Linked DNA regions of Mus musculus: region 2 is linked to region 1. The links are chromatin loops, found by intact Hi-C in ENCODE. Cell type or tissue: gastrocnemius. All regions are shown on one strand. Region 1 overlaps Plce1 (phospholipase C, epsilon 1). Region 2 overlaps Plce1 (phospholipase C, epsilon 1).

Region 1 (5,000 bases):
CTTGCCAGGTGAGGGCACGGTTAGGTCTCCTGTGCTCCTGCCCTTGGAGCTGTTTCACCACACTCCTGACTCCAGGCAAGGATGTCTGTAAAATAGCTTTAAAATAGTTTGTTCGTCTTCCACTAGAAACTGTAATTTGTAGATCCAAGAGTATTCCTTTGTGTGTTTGTGTTTTGTTCTGTTTTGTTTGATAAAGCAACTGTGGATCTTTGTCTGCGGCAGAATAATTTTTGAAAGTTATTGCTTGGTTAGCATATAGAAAAATAGGTTTCAATGCAACATTTCATAAATATATACCATCATACTTTTTATTATATCCTGTTCTAATTGGCTCCTTCAGTTTTCTCCTCCATCTCGCTCCTTTATAACTGACTATGCTCAAACAGCCCCTCCTCTGGGTTCAAGACACTTATATTCCATTACCCACTCTAGCCCCACCCCCATCTTTTGACATCTTTTTTTCATTTTCCTTGGGGCTTTAATATATCTGTTGCAGAAGTCTTTCCTTGGTTAGGATTCTTTTCTTATGTGTTTTGGAGGTTTGGTTTGGTTTGGGGGGGGAGGGGCATGTCTTTTGTTTGTTTTGAAACACGGCCTCACCATGTAGCTCTTGGTGTCCTAAAATTCACTGTGTAGACCAGATTGGCCTTGAATTCACCGAGATTCCCCTGACTGCCTCTGAAGTGCTAGGATTAAGGGAGTGAACCATCATACCCCATGTCATAGGTGTTTTTAAGCAGCTCTAAATGAGATGCTTTTTTCCTGATTTCTTTCTTCATAATTTTACTACTGACATAAAGGAAAGCTACTCACTGACTTTGGTATACTAGTGTTGTATTCTGCTACTTTGCAGAGTCCACCCTCTTGTAATATTCCCTTTGGGAATATTGATCATTTTTACCAGTAAACTTTGAAATGTTAGTTCAGCATTTTACCTAGTTCAGTGGTTGAAGGAGCTGAGTGTTGGCTGTGTTATTCTGCTGTAGCCCATACTTCTGGTGGCTTAAGTGTCACTTCTGACTTTGTGTGAGCACCTTCTGACTAGGGATCTCACTTTTGAGAACCGGCACCTCCAGTGTCACCACAAAACCACACCATCCAAGTAAAGGAAACAAGGAAAGCCCAATGGGATTGCCGTTCTTGCATATAAATCAGAAAATTGGGAAACCACTATCAGTTTTGCCATTGAGTTACAGTTTATTTAGGGTCAAAGTTGTAAATAAATCCAGTGGAGGAATGGAGGAGCCAGAGGGGCAAGTGGGGGAGAAACAAGATTAAATAAACCAAAGAAAGTGTGGGAGTCAAAAGTGTAATGAAGGGCAAGAGGGAAAAGCACGAAATTAGAAAAATAAAATAAAGAAATGCTCTATGATCGTGAGCAGACCCGTGATCAAAAGGAGATAAGTAGATAAGTGAGAAAAAATAAATAGGAAAAATTAAATTCTGATAGGTTTTTTTTAAGCCAGTGGGTCCAAAACACTACTAAGAGTGCAGTAGAAAGAAAAGCTAAAAGGGAGACCAGAAAAAGAAACTGTCCAGAAAAAACATGGGTGACAAAGTTAGGTAGATGTATAAAGGGGAATAAAAAAATGAATACATAGCAGGGCGTGGTGGCGCACTCCTTTAGTCCCAGCACTCAGGAGGCAGAGGCAGGCGGATTTCTGAGTTCGAGGCCAGCCTGGTCTACAAAGTGAGTTCCAAGACAGCTAGGGCTATACAGAGAAACCCTGTCTCGAAAATCAAATCAAAACAAAACAAAACAAAAAGAATACATAAAGATACACAAAGCCTTTTAAAACACAATAAAGTGAAATAGTAATAAAAGCATTTAAAGGGGGATTTGGTGCCCAGTTCCTCTCCTCCATGCTGGGATCTTGTCTGGCTTGTCCTTGAGCTGGTCTTGAGCATGATGTCACAATTGCTGGGAGTTCATGTGTGTCCAGAAAACATTGTTTCCTTGAAGTCACTCACCACCTCTGGCTCCTAGAATCTTTTCTTCTTCGGCAAAGATCCCCGAGCTATGAGGGAAGAAATGAAGGATCGACATCCCATTGAGGGCTTAGTATTCTCTCTCATTGGCTAGTTGTGAGTCTCTGTGTCAGTTGGAGTCTACTGCAAGAAGTTTCTCTGATGAGGGTTGAAGGATGAGGGTCGATGGATACACTCATCTATGGGTATGGCAATACATCATTAGCAGAATAATACTATTGGTTCTCCACTAGGGCCCAGAGGAGATGTTGACGTTTAATTACTGCTGGCAAATAAAAGGTCAGTTTTCTTCAATGGAGTGACTTTGGTACACTGAGCACACTCCAGGGCAGACACTATACCAGTAGCAGTTAACTGTGTCAGGGAGTGACAAAAATTTGTGTTGGTAGGGGAGGAGCAGGAGAATCTGGGAGGACTTGGGAGAGGGGAATGAACATGATCAGAGTGCATCCTGTCACAGCCTTACAGAATTAAAGAAAGCATTTAAAAATAGAAAAAGAAAAAAGAAAAACACACAGGAGGGGGAAAAAAGGTGAAGGATTAGAGTGAATTCTGGGAGATTGCTGGTTATATAGATCAGGGAGAAGGTAAGTCAGACTTCAGGGTATATGCAACAGGGAGACGGTGGGTCAGACCCCTGGATATTTTACTTTTTTATGGTTTATGGCAGCCACTGGTCCTGTTTGGGGCAAGCATCTGATCTTCTCTTCTTTGCACACCAGGGCCCTCTGCTGGCTACACTTGGCTTTGTAGTCTACGGTCTAAGCACTTTTCTCCAATCCTCCCAAGAGTCCCCATTCACATTCTATAGGATGGCTAATGTAGCTCAGAGGTTTCTCCCAAGTTCATTGGGAGTAGAAGAAGCAGTCATTCTACTAAGATTTATACAGGTGGATCTGTCTTTGTGCTTTCAAAATCCACTCAGCTTTAATTACCCTGCTGGGGGGATTCAGCTTTGGCTATCAAGGGTTCTACTGCAACTCCATGCCAGCGTGGTAGCTCCAGAGGTTGCTCAATTTGCTGACCTTTGGCTCAAGGCTGTTAAGGGCCAGACTGGCCCTCAGTTGATGAGCTCTGCTTCCAGCCATTGAGGGCAGAACCACCTTTTTCCTATGCACTTCTCTTCCTGGCCTTCTGTCACATGCCAGCATCCAGCCTTCATGTTCTCTACAACTACCCCCCAAATTTGTCTCTTAAGCTTGGGGCTAGGGCCAGTTGACTCTGATTCCTCGTCTTGTGAGTCTTCCCTTTTCTTTAGCTGCCAGGGTAGCCCAGTTTTCAATGACAGACTTGACTCCCTTGGGATGGGAGAACCCTTCAGAGCTGGCTGAATTCTTTTCCACTGCTGGCTCTTCCCACAAAAGAAGTCACCATCTCAGCAAGACCTACAACTGGATTTGAGACTCAGGAGAAGTGTGGATTTGTCTGTGGTTGGGACTGCCAGTATCTTCCCTCCAGAGCCATCTGACTGTATACCTTCCAGATGACATTTCTGTTTCTGCTTTCCTGTGCCAGGGATCCAGGCCACCAGTGCTGTGCTTAGTGTGGTGGCCTTCTGCTTCTCTGCACCTTTCAGCTCTCCTGTTGCCCCTTTTATGGATTTCCAAAGCTCTACCTCTCTTTAGTAATTCTCTCTCTGTCTCTGTGTGTGTGTGTGTCTGTGTCTGTGTCTGTGTGTCTGTGTGTGTGTGTGTGTCTGTCTGTGTCTGTGTGTGTGTCTGTGTCTCTGTGTGTGTGTCTGTGTGTGTCTGTCTGTGTCTGTGTGTGTCTCTGTGTGTGTCTGTGTGTGTCTGTGTGTGTGTCTCTGTGTGTGTCTGTGTGTGTTTCTGTGTGTCTGTGTGTCTGTGTCTGTGTGTCTGTGTCTCAGGGAGGTAGCTTCTAGTCTGCATCTGACACGGAAGTTACCTCTTATGAGAAATTTATTTCCATTTTTCTATTTATTCCTTTCCTTTTGCCCTCATCACTTAATCACCTATATCCTAAGAACATTCTCTTCCACCGTCCACTTTCCAGATCCTGTTGTAAGCATCCTGAGAATGGGGGAAGAAAACCGCAAAGATGCAAATATTTATTTCACAAAGCTGGAAAGACATATTGAAATCCTCACTTTCAGACCTTTGTCCTAAGGAGTGGAAGTAATTTCCTGGCTCTTAAGTGACTGCTACTCTAAAAGGAAGCCCTGGATGCATGGCAGGGAGGCAGGATTTCATAGGTTTTCCGGCAGCCATCCCAATAACCACTGTTTCCTTATTTGCCTCTGTCCAGAGCATCTTGTGAAAATGCCCCGTTCAGAGTGTCTTAGCTCACAGTGTTTTTCAGGTCCTAAAAGACAATGGAACTGGGCTCTATTGAATTTAAAAACAATAGCCTCCAGCCCTTGTTCATAAGTCAATGCCCAACTCAGTGAAAAAAAGATAAGAAATGAAGAAAAAAAGGAAAGAGGAAGAGAGGGAGGAGGGTACGAAGGAGGGAGGAAGGAAGGAAGGAAGGAAGGAAGGAAGGAAGGAAGGAAGGAAGGAAGGAAGGAAGGAAGGAAGGAAGGAAGGAACCAAGCAATCTAATGATCCTTCAGTTTACCCAACATGCAGTGTGTTAGAATTCCTCTCAAAGCCTTTAGCTGCTCCTGCCAGAAAACTCAATGGGAGTAGTCATAGAAACCCCAGAAAAAGCAATCATCAAAAGCTTATATCTAGCTGGACGGTGGTGGCGCACACCTTTAATCCCAGCACTCGGGAGGCAGAGGCAGGCAGATTTCTGAGTTTGAGGCCAGCCTGGTCTACAGAGTGAGTTCCAGGACAGCCAGGGCACTGTCAAGAAACCCTGTCTCGGAAACCAAAAAAAAAAAGCTTATATCCACAGCGCTGGAGAGATGGTTCGGTAGTTAAGAGCATTGGCAGCTCTTCCAAAGGCCCCGAGTTCAATTCCCAGCACCCACACAGCAGATCACAACTGTCTATAACTCCAGTTCCAGGGGATCTGACTCCCTCTCTCTCACACATATAAACAGCAGA
Region 2 (5,000 bases), 140 kb before region 1:
CCTGCCTGTTGGGGCTGACATGCAACCCAAGATCCCTTTGTTTTATGTCCTGGTTTTAGTCAACCTGGTCAGGTTTTACTTTAAGTAAAACCATTTTATGTGTCACTTTGTTGAATGAAAACTTGAAATGAGCGTTATAACAGCATAATATAATTATTTGACTACAACATAAGAGCATCCTCTTAGCATGTCTGCTTCACAGTGATCTTCTTTGGGAGATGACATTTGGCCCATTTACCCCAGGCTAATTGCTTCGATTCTTCAGATCACAATTTTGCATCAATCAGTTCTACTTTTTTCAGAACTTAGCATTGATTTTCCGAAAGGATGCTTTTCAAAATACCAAGTGAAGCAATTATATTAACAATTTCTAGTCCTTTCTTATCAAGTAGAAAATGTGTCCCTTGAGATCGTGGGGTCTGCTGTACACACTGTTTTCCTTTAGGATAATATGAGTGCTGCCTTTCCTGGCCTCTCTTCTTGTCCCCTGTGAATCTCATTTTTTCCCTTGCCCCTTTCTCCTTTCTCCTCTTGGCCTAAATCTTATCCTTTAAGAACTGGGAACAATGGCTCTGGCCACATGTGTGGCAGAGGATGGCCTTGTTGAACATCAGTGGGAGGAGTGACCCTTGGTCCTGAGGTTATTTGATGCCCCAGTGTATAGGGGAATGCCAGGGCGGAAAAACTAGAGTGTGTGGGTGGGTGGGGGAGCACCCTCATAGAGGCAGGGGGAGGGATTGGATAGAGGGTTTCTGAAGGGAAGACCTGGAAAGGGGAAAACATTTGAAACATAAATAAAGAAAATATTCAATAAAAAATATATTTGGTTTCGGACCAGGGGTGGCGAGGGGCCGGGGAGGGAGAATAACTGGAAACAAGGCTGACAAGATGGCTCAGTGGGTACTAGCAAGTGGCACATGTTCGCCTGAGCCCCCACTTCTCTCTCTCTCTCTCTCTCTCTCACACACACACACACACACACACACACACACACACACACACACACACACACAGAGTTCCCAAACCCCATCCTCATTTCTGAAGTCTGCCTTTCCCCAGAATGCTGTATTGTGTGGTTTTGAGCTCACTTTTGCTGGATGCTAATGATTTGGGGACCGGCCATCTTCTCCAGCTAGACTCAGAGACCCTTCAGGGCAGCCTGAGCCTGTTCTATCATTGTCCACCACAGTGTAGGAGACAGTGACATCCTTTCCCAATGGTGGATGGTAATGACACACAGAAGCAGCAAATTATCTTTACAGCTCTGGGATGCTGGCGTTTATCTTCTCTTCCTAGGAATTGCTCTTCATGCTGCTTTACTTGAGAAAATATAATTGGTGTAAAATTAGATGGCAAATCCATATTGGGGAGCCATTCATGTGGAAAGGTGACAGCTTGTTCTGACTTTAACCCTGGCTCTGGCTCTTGCAGTGATAACAGCAATGGTATCCAGCTGTTTCTAGCAGAGTCTACCTTCCCTTGAGTAAAGGGAGTACTTGGGGCCTCTGACTGGAAACATGGCATGTCATGGGACAAATATGCTGGCATTTCTGTTAGGACAGCAGGTGATATCCTCTTCCTGAGGGAAATGGGAGAGACCAGGCATGTGGAAGGACCTGCATCATGACCTAGGATGAAGGGCCACACTGAGCCTGTATCCTGCTATCAAAAGTTCCTTTCCTCTGAAACATCACTTTTTGCCTCATATTGTAACTGGGTGCAAGCCAGTGCACTTACTGTGTGGCAAGAAGAGTTGGTGTCCACTTCCTGAATCAAGCTAAACTCTCAATTATTTAGATTTTTTCCCCCAGAGGCACTATGAGATAGAGGCATTAGGACCTGGCTCTATGGGAGAGGAAACAGCTGTTCAGGGAGGGTAAATGGGATGCTTGATGTCACTGGCTGGTCAGTGGTAAAGTCTGAAAGCAGAATCCACATCCTTCAGACCCTAGAGCCTATAGTTCTCCACCTACATGCTAAACTGCTACCATTTCTGCCCGGGAGAGTCCCATAAAAGAGGTGCCCAGGGGAGCTCTGGATCTGAGGGTCCTGCTGCCTCATCCGCAGGGCAGTGCACTGTTTTCTTTTTTCCTACCAGTAGATGGAAATAGAACTGAATGTTTCAGCGAGTCCTAGAAGGATTGCTGGAGTCTCTCCCTCGGAGCAAAAGGAGGGGGAGGAGAAGCAACAGAAAATCCTTAGGAAAAGCTACAGTGAGAGGATGGCTGTCAAACCTGAGCAAACTCCCTCCCCCCACCCCCCACACCCCTGGCGTCATGCTCTGATGATGGTTTTAACCTCTTAGAGGCCAGGGAGCCGGGAGCAGCCTTTGGCAGCTGTAGAATCTTGTGAGCGTTGCTGGACACTGCCAAGTAGGGGCTTTCTTTGTGCTAACCAAGGTCATTTTCTAAAGACTTTGTCCTCCATTGTAAGCTGCTGCCCTGGGAACACAGTCTTCCCACAAGTTTGTATGTCATGTCATTTCTAGAAAGTGTGGCTTTGAGAAGAAAACAGCTAAAAGAGTATATGAGTGGATAAAGAATAAAGGGACACCTGGTCTCCTCTTGTCCAGTTGTATTCCTGAATAATACTTTACATAGACATTCAAACTCTTTCTATGCACATGTGTTTACCATGCACTGATATTTTTAAACCATGTTATAGCTGCCGAGCTGCACATGCTTACGGCATAGAAGCACCCTTGAATATTATTAGTGTTAGCTGGTTCCTTTCAGCTCCGGTGGTTTGACCCTGGGTTGGCACTTGGGCAACATCTGGCGACATGAGCTGACAGGCACTATGTACTCATATCTAGTGAGCAGGGGGAAGTTGCTAATCCTCCTACAGTATGTAGGTCAGTTCCCTACAGCTAAGAATTTCCATGCCTTACATGTTTGCGCTTTCTGAGACTTCATTTCTGGAAGATGAAGATGCAAAGACAAAATGTCTGTGGATAAAGACTTCATTTTTAAGTTAAAAAAGAAAAGGGAATGATGGGCTGTTGAGTGGCTCTGGCGATAGAGACGCACAAGCCTGACCTCCCGAGTGTGATCTCAGCAACCCACTCCCAAAAGTTGTCCCCTGACCTCCACATACACTCCGTAGTGTGTGTACACTGCACACATGCACACACACAAACATGATAACAGTAATAAAAATTATATTCACATTCCATACATCACAGATCTCTCAACCAGTTTCCAAAATCAAAAGAACTCGAAGCAGAGGTGTTTAAAGTTCATAGTAAACAAGGATTGTGGTGGCAGACCTTAATCAGAGTGGATACAAACCTCTTTATTCCTGTCAGTGTGCAAGCTTACGGGTCTCCTTAATTAACTTAAGGACATTTAAACCTTATTTAAAACATTAACGGTTTGTGCTGGGGGTTGTCACCTCTGTCTCTTGAGGGATAATTAGACAATATACAGGCCCTTGAGACATATATACTTTTTTTAATTGAAAAGCAAATCTTATAGATTTTGAAGTTTTTGATAAACGCCATTATGAGATAAGTCAATTTATGTTGAAACATTTTCCCAGGAATTTAGCATAGCACTGCTCTGCAGGATTTAGTCCCTAGAACCCTCGCGTGTAGAAACGAGCACACACGAGTGATGTTAGTGACTTTCAGCATTTCAAACCCCCTCAGGCTGGGGACCTGGTTCCCTGGTACAGCATCTGCTTAGCATGTACCAGGCCCTAGATTAGGTCTCCAGCTCTATAATAAACAAAACAGAACAGTCGCCCTTTGGAGATCAGTTTAATCCATTGTTCAGAAGGTGATGGTAAAGTTTCTAGATCTCCACTCTTGCCACTGTCTTATGGTTTTCCATGCAAATTAACAGTATCCCCCAAGCCCCACAAACGACATATTGAACATTGTCTCTTTCTTATTTAAAAGTTGGTAAGGCCTAGGACATATTGAGTACTTATCATGTTTCATATTTAATACTTTTTCCAAATCTGGTCTTCAAAAGTTCCTGACTTCTGTGGAAGGTAGTCTTATTTTTAAGAAAATGAGCTTTTTTGGAACAGACTTACTTGGGTATGTTATCTGTCTGGGACAAGTCAGAACCCCAGGCTGTAGTTCTGTGGGGGTGTATCACTACATGTGATTTCCAAAACACTCACCCCGGGGCAGACAGTTTCAGTATTTCTGTATTGGTGGCTATTAACTCTTTTTTGGGGGGAGGAATAAAAATTATTCCAAGCTGTATTTTCTTTCAAGAGATTGTCCTTGGACTTGAGGGGAGTCATCAAATTTCACTTGAGTGGAGTAGATATTTTTATCAGAATACTAAAATAAAGTCACTGGAGCAAATCTGAGGTTACTAAGCTCTGCCACCCCAGACTCCAGTGCTGAGCGTTATTTGAAATGAGAAAACATCAGTGTCCCCCTGGAGCCTGCATCTGATGTGATATTAAGGAGAGCTCCCAGATATATTTATTTCTCTTGGTTTAATCCCAAGAAGCTGCTGGAACTGTCAGTTTCCATTACGAAAGCGGCAGGTGTAAAAAATATTATCTTCAGTTCTCTACAACAGAGCCAATCCAAGAACTTTCCAGAAAAATGAAAAATCCCTTGCCCAAGCCAAATATAATCTCTAATTGTGAGTACCCCCCCCCACCCCCGTGTGTGTGTGTGTGTGTGTGTGTGTGTGTGTGTGTGTGTGTGTCTGGGCGTGCACGCACATGCATGTGTGTGCATGTACTTGTGGGTATGCGTGCATGCCTCTGTCTGTGTGTGTGTATGTGTGTGTGTGTGTGTGTGTGTGTGTGTGTGTGTGTGTGTAGCAGCTTTGTGCATTCTCTTGCCTTCTAGCTTTAGGGGTGTCTCCAGAAACCATAAGCAAAGGGCATTCCTGTCTTCAGTAGAGTCTTCAGGGGCTCATCCACTATCTCATGAAACTCAGTCTACTGATGTGTTTTCAAACAAGTACACCATTGATGTTACGTCAGTGACCGGGAATACCAGGTATGAAGTGTGTACAGCTAGCTCA

Evidence for each region. Peaks named below come from ENCODE experiments on the same cell type or tissue, not always from the same donor. Only the 100,000 strongest peaks of a DNase experiment are listed, where the experiment ranks them.
Region 2: a loop joins it to region 1, with 7 times the contacts of the local background. A loop is called at or near these places in 9 of 42 quality-filtered maps.

Annotation. Positions count from the first base shown.
Region 1 is chr19:38,706,856-38,711,855 of GRCm38, forward strand. All of the region lies in intron 6 of Plce1 (phospholipase C, epsilon 1), which reads left to right. Among named protein-coding and RNA genes, the nearest start is that of Noc3l, 110 kb to the right of the region's middle. In gastrocnemius, a CTCF peak has its summit at 2,724 (motif pointing left); a DNase peak (open chromatin) is centred at 2,722.
Region 2 is chr19:38,564,754-38,569,753 of GRCm38, forward strand. All of the region lies in intron 1 of Plce1 (phospholipase C, epsilon 1), which reads left to right. Among named protein-coding and RNA genes, the nearest start is that of Plce1, 43 kb to the left of the region's middle. In gastrocnemius, a CTCF peak has its summit at 2,089 (motif pointing right); no DNase peak of the experiment used is centred here; H3K27ac peaks cover 1,384 bases.